Regions from separate parts of the Homo sapiens genome. Here all the other regions are linked to region 3. A link is a contact called in ENCODE Hi-C data. All regions are on one chromosome and are shown on one strand. Each heading gives the region's core, a stretch centred on a gene start or an enhancer-like site at or near the end of the contact. The rest is flanking DNA. Distances are from core to core; before and after follow the strand shown.

Region 1 (2,925 bases), core at 178-2,677, 3.6 Mb before region 3:
ACAGGCGTGAGCCACCGCGCCCGGCCTAATTTTTTAAATTATTTGTAGAGATGGGGGCGTCTCACTATGTGGGTAGGCTGGTCTCCGACTCCTGGGCTTAACCGATCTACCCGCCTCGGCCTCCCAAAGTGCTAGAATTACAGGCGTGAGCCACTGCGCCTGGCCTGTGTGGTTTGTTTGTTTGTTTGTTTGAAGAGACAGGGTTTCACCATGTTGGTCAGGCGGGTCTCAAACTCCTGACCTCAGGTGATGCACCCTTCTCCGCCTCCCAAAGTGCTGGGATTACAGACGTGAGCCACCGCGCCCAGCCATTTGTGGCTATTTTTGTTTTTTGTTTGTTTTGGAGACAGGGTCACGCTGTGTTGCCCAGGCTGAAGTGCAGTGGCACCATCACGGGTCACTACAGCCTCGGCCTCCTGGGATCAAGCGATCCTCCCGTCTCAGCTTCTCTTTCTAAAATTTTGTTTTGTAGACAGGGTCTCGCTGTATTGCCCAGGCCGGTCTCGAGCTCCTGGCCTCGATTGATACTCCCGCCTGGGCCTCCAAGAGATGGGGTCCGAGGCGAGCCCACGGCGACGTGCGCGGCTGCTCAGGTGAGAGGACGCCTTCGCGGTCACCACCCGCGGACCTGGGAGACGACCCCGCTCAGCGGCCTCGGCGGAGCCCAGCTGGAGCAGGCGTGCGCGGCTCCCAGCAGCTGCAGGAACAGGCGCCCTTTGGGCGGCGCCGCATGGCAGGGCCTCCCTTTCCAGACCGGGCGCGCATCCCCGGATCTCTTGGGCCGCGCCGGCCGCCGCCCCTCCAAGCCCTCCCCGGGGCTTCCGCAGGGAGCTCGGGATCCCCGAAGGTCCCTGCAGAGCTCCGCAGCTCGGGCCTTTTGGTTACCATAAGGCGGAGACGATGGAACGCGCGTTGTTTCAATGGACAAAAGGGCTTCTAGGCGCCCTTTGGGGTTCTGGCTGCTGCCTCTGTATTTGGAGGCTGTAAGGCGCATCTTTCTACTCACCGGCCGGCGCGGCACAGTTTCGGGCGCCGGAAGCGGGACGCACGGGCGCGAGGGGCGACCCCTATCTCCACAAAAGCCGCGGCGCGAAGTGGTCGCCGAGCAGCCTCGTTAGCGCAGTAGGCAGCGCGTCAGTCTCATAATCTGAAGGTCGTGAGTTCGAGCCTCACACGGGGCAGTCTAACGTTTTGCACTCGGCATCACCACTTTCTTTTCTCATGCCCGTCACGGGCGGCGCCCTCACGCTGGAGGGGAGGGCAGCAGTGCGGGGTCTCTGAGGTCGCCGCCCCGCGGGGAGGGGGTGGCGCGGCCGGGGCGGAGCTCTACGTAGGGGCGGGGCTAGGCTCTCCAGGGGGCGTGGCGAGCTCTGCGGCGGGGGCGTGGCTCGGCGCTGGCGGGGCGGGGCCGCGCTGGAGCGTGCGCACAGGCGGCAGCAGTGGCCGTCACTGGGCGGCATGGCGGTGTGTGCTCGCCTTTGCGGCGTGGGCCCGTCGCGCGGATGTCGGCGCCGCCAGCAGCGCCGGGGCCCGGCCGAGACGGCGGCGGCCGACAGCGAGCCGGACACAGACCCCGAGGAGGAGCGCATCGAGGCTAGCGCCGGGGTCGGGGGCGGCTTGTGCGCGGGCCCCTCGCCGCCGCCCCCGCGCTGCTCGCTGCTGGAGCTGCCGCCCGAGCTGCTGGTGGAGATCTTCGCGTCGCTGCCGGGCACGGACCTACCCAGCTTGGCCCAGGTCTGCACGAAGTTCCGGCGCATCCTCCACACCGACACCATCTGGAGGAGGCGTTGCCGTGAGGGTGAGCGCGCGGGGGTGGCGGGGCCGGGAGGGGCGGGGGGTCCCTGCCAGGTGGAGGCCTCGGAGCTGGGAGTGGCGGGGGCGGTGGCCCCGGCCGGGGGCCACCAGTTGGGCGCGGGGCCCGGCGATGTGGTGTTTTGGGTGTGGGTGGGGAGCGGCCGCGGTGACACCACGTTGAGGGGGCCAGGGAGGTATTTGAGGCGGTTAGGGAGGGTCCGAGGGGTCCAAGAGAGGCAGACGGGGTAGGGAGGGGTTGAGGGCGTCAGGGAGGCATCGAAGAGGCCCTGACGCGGGGCACGGGACACCACGGGGCCGAGGCCGTGCCGGGAGCTGGGGCTGGGATCCCTCGAGGTCTGCGCGGGGCCTAAGCTGACGCCTGGGGGCCGCCTCCTCTGCCCCTGTCTTGAAGGCGAGCCGAGGGTGCCCCGCTGGCCCTGACCAGAGACGAGGTGAACTTGAAGAAATGGGAGCAGGCCGGGCGCGGTTTCACGCCTGTAATCTCAGCACTTAGGGAGGCCGAGGCGGGCGGGTCACCTGAGGTCAGGAGTTCGAGACCAGCCTGGTGAAGATGGTAAAACCCCGTCTCTACTTACAAAAATACAAAAATTAGCCGGGCGTGGTAGCGGGCGCCTGTAATCCCAGCTACTCGGGAGGGTGAGGCAGAAGAATGGCTTGAACCCGGGAGGCGGAGGTTGCACTGAGCCAACATCTGGGCCATTGCACTCCACCCTAGGCGACAGAGTGCGACTTGGTCTCAAACAACAGCAACAAAAAAAATTACGGGAGTAGGGGAAGCCCAGTGTCGGGGGCTCCTGATGGTGGGGGCGTAGAGAGACGGATGGATCACAGCGGTGCGGGCTGGACTTTTGCCTTCAGCAATATTGGATGTAACAGATCACAGGAGGAGATGTTTATTTAATCTGGAGTTCAAGGCTCTCTCTGTTTAAAGGTTGACAGCTCTTTGATGTTCAAGCAGCTCATATTTAGGTAAAAAGGACAGGTTAGAAAACATCCAAGCGATGCAGAACAGCAAAAGGAACAAAGTAAATACCATCAGAGACCCCAGCAGTCAAAAATAAACCACTCTTAACATTTTAAAAAACCTCTGAGTCGTGTGTACCTTCTTCC
Region 2 (2,935 bases), core at 173-2,672, 4.1 Mb before region 3:
CTGCAGTGAGCCAAGATCACGATACTGCATTCCAGTCTCGGGGACCGAGTGAAACCCTATCTCCAAAAAAATAAAAATATTAACGCCAATGATGACAGAATCCAACATCGCAAGAATATATTCTTATTTTAATCGCCAGACACGGGAAGTGGACCCACATACAGAATTTTACCGCGTTTTGGTGTTTTCTTCTAGCACTGGATATCTGCGAGCTGCGTGTTAAATGACCAGATCCAGTTTTTATTTGACGTTTCCTGAGCTTACTCAGAACCACTCACTACTCCAAGTTATTTTTCTGTCCCCTAAGAACTTCCAGCTAAAAGTGAACCCTACAACTGCCTCCTCTTATCAATTATTTACTGTAGTGCGAGTTCCAGCATCGCCATCAGGCCCTGGAGTACATTCCTGGGCAGAACAGGCAACTCCAAACAGGGCAATTACCTGTTCCACATCAACAACTGTGTGACCCGGGCCCTCCCCGGTCAGGGTGCAAGCTCGCTACCCTTCAAAGCCCACACTCGCTCCACTTGCTCACAGTTCTTCAGGGATGATGTATTTCTCCAATAGCAAGACAACCCCTACCATCTCATCAGTGAAAAACATCAGTCCTCTATCAAGGCAATCTCTCCAATTTGCTCACACAGTGTGGATGGAATGTCATCTACTTTCTGCATCCTAGGGGGGAAAAAGAAAACGGCCACCTTCCTTAAGGACTAGATCACAGAAATCGCACAAACGTGCTGGGGAGGGGGCACCCCGAGGTCCTCGTTCATCGGGGCCCCTCGGGGGACGGGCTGGGGTCGTCGCCGAGGTCTGCGGTCCCCGAGAGCGCCCCTTGCGTGTGCAAGTCCTGGGCTATGGGGCTCCGGTCCACAGCCACGGAGGAGGCACAAAAACGATGCCTGTCGCTCCCGCCTGGCTGGCAGGAGCGACCCCCTTGGGAGACTTCGGGCCCCAGAGGAGCCCGGGCGCGGTTCTAGGCCTTTCCAGTCTCCCCGCCGTGGCTCCGGGTCCTTCCCGCGGGGCGAGGCCCGGGACAGAGGTCGGGAGCGCGAGGCCCCCGGGCCGGGCTGCGGCAGCCGCGGCTCAACGGACGCCGGGCGCGGTGGGGCCGGGGGTGCGGAAGCGAGGAAGCGGGAGCCCCTCTTCCGGGGCGCGGCCGGGGACGGGGAGCGGGGCCCGGGGGGCGATCGCCCGGCCCGGGCGGTTGGCGGCGGCGGGGCTGCGGCGCGGGCGGCCCGGCGGGCGGGAGGAGGAGGGAGGAGGGAGATCTCGCTCTCGCTCTCGCCCCGCGGGAAGGGGGAGGCGGAGGCGCGACCGGCTGCGGGAGCTGCAATTACCGTGTGGGCTGCGGAATTCTCGTGGTGTTTGTCGGGGAGATGCGATAATGGCGTCCGTCCTCGCGAGAGAAGCCGCCGCTCTGCGCAGGCGCCGCGAGCCCCTCCCCGCGACGCTCGGCCCCCGCCCTCCGCGCAGGCTCACTGGGCGCGCGGGCCCGGGGGCGGGGCACCCCTGTGGCAGTGAGGCCAGCTGCGCGCGCTTTTCCCGCTCGGCCTCCTGGTGAGCATGCGCAGGCGGCCTTCTTCCGCGACGGTACCGGCTTCCCAGGGCTTTTTTCCCCCCGTTTTTCGCCCACGCCCATGGCCTGCGTGAGAACAATCACCTCAGTGGACGGTCTGAGGAATTTGCATCTTCTTTGAGACGGAATGAATACGCATTAGCTCCCTCAACTACTACACCTCCCAGGGTGCCCTGCGCAAGCTGGGAGCCATGCATTCGGGGACTCGTAGTCCCTGCGTCTGGGCCATGCCTGCCGGGACTTGTAGTCTCTCCGGACTCCGGTGGCCCGTCCTGTCCCCGCACCAAGGGTTGCTGGGACTTGTAGTTACGATGTCTCAGGTGGGCTGTGCGCCCCCAGCGGGTCCTACCTGCTGCTGCGGCGGGTCCTGCCCTGAGGTTCCGGAGCGCTTGGTGGCGTTTTCCCTGACATAAGTGGTCAGGGGTCCCCAGTGTCTATCCAGAGGGGCCTGAGTGCACGCGCGCGGGACTTAGCACACGCGGCAGTGATTATGGTCTTAGATAAGTCCTATAGGTAACACATAATATAAATAAGTGATGGCGGCCGGGCACGGTGGATCACGCCTGTAATCTCAGCCCTGTGGGAGGCCAAGGCGGGCGGAACACCTGAGGTAAAGGGTTCGCGACCAGCCTGGCCAACATGGCGAAACCCTGTCTCTACTAAAAATACAAAATTATGCCGGGCGTGGTGGCGGGCGCCTTGTAATCCCAACTACTCGGGAGGCTGAGGCAGGAGAATCGCTTGAGCCCGCGAGTCAGAGGTTGCAGTGAGCCGAGATCGCGCCACTGCACTCCAGCCTGGCGACAGAGCGAGACTCTGTCTCAAAAAAAAAAAAAGTGATGACGTGAATGTGCACACGTAGAATAAATGTGCAAATGTGCGTTTGTGGGTAATCACAGGAAAAAATTCCCAAACCATAGCGCAGTTCCCAGAAATGTCATTCCTGGTTATCTCCCTCTGCTAATCTAGGATTACCTTGCCTTTCATTTTCTTCTTTATACTCGCCTCTGTTTCCTCAATTATTTGCAATGAGCAAGAATGCCTTTGAGCTCCCAAACACAGGGCGAGGCAGCTATTTTCACTGGGAAAAAGAAAATGCTGGCCGGGCGCGGCGGCTCACGCCTGTAATCCCAGCACTTTGGGAGGCCGAGGCGGGTGGATCACGAGGTCAGGAGATCGAGACCATCCTGGCTAACACGGTGAAACCCCGTCTCTACTAAAAATACAAAAAATTAGCCCGGCGCGGTGGCAGGCGCCTGTAGTCCCAGCTACTCGGGAGGCTGAGGCGGGAGAATGGCGTGAACCCGGGAGGCGGAGCTTGCAGTGAGCCGAGATGGCGCCACTGGACTCCAGCCT
Region 3 (2,767 bases), core at 22-2,521:
CCCTGCAGACTACAGCCTTAAACACAACGACTTTAGGGAAACTGGTCTTCCAATTTTCTTTCGACACTGTTACACGCTGGTGGGTAAGAGTACAGGACTGTGGGGCATGGCTACCCCGCATCGGATTCCAGCCCTGACCCTTACTAGTGATGGAACCCCTAAACCTCAATTTATTCATTTGCTAAAGATGATAACACTACAACCCACTCATAAGGTCATGCTGAGCATCAAAAGACACACACAAAAGCGCTTAGTTCACAGTGCATGGTCCACCACACCAGCTATTAGGATTGGTAGACGTATGCTCCTTGAGCCAGGAGTCTAACTCAGCTTTGCCCCTAGCTCTCGGCGCAGTCCTTCTCAGAAACACAGTACAATCCAAGCTCAAATTCTACAAGTGAATGGCTGAAGCTAGCCTGAAAACTACTCATTTATCCCCACCACTGCCCGGCAAATAGGCTCCAAAGGCCCACAGGAGGCCGACTGCAGATAAAAAGGATATTTCTCCCAATGATCTGGTCAGACATGGTCTGAAATTTATCTTGCATCTGCTGCAGGAGTGTCTGCACCTAAGAAAAACCGAAACAAACAAACACGGTCCACATCGATCCTGAGACAACTTCCTGGGATCAGGACGCAAGCCCTGGTCCCGGGGTTCCAGCCCCATTTCTGCCTCTGGACAGCTGTGCGGCCTTCAGCAAGATCTTCCTTCTCTGGGCTTCCGTTTTCCAACCTGTCCAATTAGACTGCTGGGCTGGGGAGGCCGCTGCGACTCAAAGCTCAGGGTCTTTAGGTTGTTTCTGCCGGGCTGGGGCACCCGGGGGTGTGTGAGGAGTTGAAGGGCGGGGAGGGTGTCAGAGGTAGGCGGGAGGGACCCGGAGGGCGTTCGCGACAGATGAATGGGGCTACTGGAAGGGGTCGGGCTTGGGGGCGCCCGCGGGGAGACTGGCCCGCACCGAGCGCCCCGGGGGTCAAGGTGGCCGGGAGCCTCGGCCAGAGACGCTTCCAGAAACGGGGCCTCGGCAGACGCCACGCGCGGCCGCGGTGGGCGCGCCTCTGTCCAGCAGGGCTTGGCCCGGCGCCGCCCGGGAAGGCCGCGGCCTCCGGCCCTCACAGCCGTCCCTTACCACCGAGGTGAGGTCCTGCACGGTCTTGGGGTCAGTCTCGGCCATCTCCCCGATGCCCAGCTTGGCGGTGATGTCTCAGACCGTAACCTACACTTCCGTTTGTCCGCTCAGTCGCCCCGGGCCGCTGCTTCTCGCGACGAGACTGGCAGCTCGCGGGACCGCGGGGCATTATGGGAGTAGTAGTTTCTCCCGCACCGGAAGGGCCTCGAGGCCGCGCGCTTCCGTTCCAAGGAGCGGCCCCACCCCACTCTCCCCGCCTTCTTTCGCATAGCCCCTCCCCTCCCTCTATGCCCCGCCCCTCACGCAGCGCGCCGTCAGTGGGGTGGAAAGTGAGACCAACTCAGAAATGGAGCAATAGAGGCAGGGAGTGGTCTTGGCCTCTCTTCCAGGCTGTAGTCAGTCGAAAGACGGCTCTGGGGTTTCTTTGGCCTGTCGGGACGAACTTACAGAACTTTTGCCCTTCAACAAGCCCCACTGTACCCTTGTAACTGCCCCCAAGCCAAGGAACATGACCCACCCCTACCCGCCCCGGGAGCCCCATGGCTCCTGTCCTGTTCTGTCATCTCCACCCTATGAAGGTGGCCAGCGTCTGGAGTTTAGCCCAGTAGGTTCATTGTGCCCGTCAGGTTCATATGAGGGGATTCAGACAGGAAGCTGTCCATCATGCCTGGCTTCTTTCACTCCACGCAATGCCTGCTGTTGAGTGGGGAAGGCTTCCGGCATCAGGGTTAGACTGTGGGTTTGGGTGTTGAAGGAGGTGGGCACTGCTGATTTGGAACCTCAAGTTCCAACCCCACAGGTGGTCTTTAGGATTGGGTCTCATGGCAAGGGGATAGGAGAGTCCTTGACTGCGGGCCTGGCATGTTCTGGAAACTTTCACACATCTCATTTAAGGACTGTGCTATGTGAGGGGTCAGCTCCAGTTTGACTTTAGCTAGGGAGAGGCTGTAAGGTGTTAGAGCTGTTACGGGAAAGGGTCCTGATCCAGACCCCAAGAGAGGGGGTTCTTGGATCTCATGCAAGAAAGAATTCAGGGCGAGTCTGTAAAGTGAAAGCAAGTTTAAGAAAATGAAGGAATAAAAGAATGGTTACTCCATAGACAGAGCCCTGAGGGCTGCTGGTTGCTCATTTTTATAGTTATTTCTTGATTATATGCTAAACCAGGGGTGGGTGATTCATGCCTCCCCTTTTTAGACTATATAGCGTAACTTCTTGACGTTGCCATGGCATTTGTAAACTGTCATAGCGGTAATGGGAGTGTAGCAATGAAGACAAGCAGGGTTCACTCTTATTGCCATCTTGGTTTTGGTGGGTTTTGGCCGGCTTCTTTACCGCAAGCTGTTTTATCAGCAAGGTCTTTATGACCTGTACCTTGTGCTGACCTCCTATCCCATCCTGTGACTTAGAATCCTTTAACTGTCTGGGAATGCAGCCCAGTAGTTCTCAGCCTCAGTTTACCCAGCTCCTATTCGAGATGGAGTTGCTCTTGTTCAAACGCCTCTGCCAGACCCACCAGTGTCTCTAACAAACCCGGAATCCAGTTGGCCTTGAGGCATGAGACTTCAACTCCCTTTACCACCCCTTCCCCCTCACTCACACCTTTGCCCCTCACCCTTCACACCTCATCCTTTCCTATAGAG

What was found. Hi-C counts contacts between places; a loop is a spot of excess contacts on that map. Pooled maps may share reads with other maps.
Region 1: a pooled map shows a loop between it and region 3 (14-fold over the local background). The contact joins the promoter of FBXO31 here to the promoter of HSBP1 in region 3. A Hi-C loop is called at or near these places in 2 of 37 single-sample maps with no recorded cell type and 9 of 50 pooled maps.
Region 2: a map of CD8-positive, alpha-beta T cell shows a loop between it and region 3 (26-fold over the local background). The contact joins the promoter of BANP here to the promoter of HSBP1 in region 3. A Hi-C loop is called at or near these places in 2 of 168 maps with a recorded cell type or tissue (CD4-positive, alpha-beta T cell and CD8-positive, alpha-beta T cell), 1 of 37 single-sample maps with no recorded cell type and 6 of 50 pooled maps.

What each region holds. Positions count from the first base shown.
Region 1 is chr16:87,382,278-87,385,202 of GRCh38, reverse strand. It overlaps FBXO31 (F-box protein 31), which reads left to right and starts at 1,427. Exons shown (of 9, transcript NM_024735.5): 1 at 1,427-1,798. The coding sequence starts at 1,459. TRM-CAT6-1 (tRNA-Met (anticodon CAT) 6-1) reads left to right here and starts at 1,109; the gene lies at 1,109-1,181. It overlaps LOC124903747 (a long non-coding RNA gene), which reads right to left and starts at 1,270. Exons shown (of 2, transcript XR_007065168.1): 1 at 1,007-1,270. RefSeq lists enhancers at 319-970, 971-1,624 and silencers at 1,032-1,691, 1,832-2,071.
Region 2 is chr16:87,949,921-87,952,855 of GRCh38, reverse strand. BANP (BTG3 associated nuclear protein) reads right to left here and starts at 1,422. Exons shown (of 14, transcript NM_001386991.1): 1 at 1,341-1,422. RefSeq lists silencers at 927-1,026, 1,047-1,106, 1,137-1,256, 1,267-1,566 and enhancers at 855-1,497, 1,757-2,066.
Region 3 is chr16:83,806,482-83,809,248 of GRCh38, reverse strand. HSBP1 (heat shock factor binding protein 1) reads right to left here and starts at 1,271. Exons shown (of 4, transcript NM_001537.4): 1 at 1,128-1,271; 2 at 503-569. The coding sequence starts at 1,172. RefSeq lists silencers at 835-1,124, 1,142-1,318 and an enhancer at 976-1,477.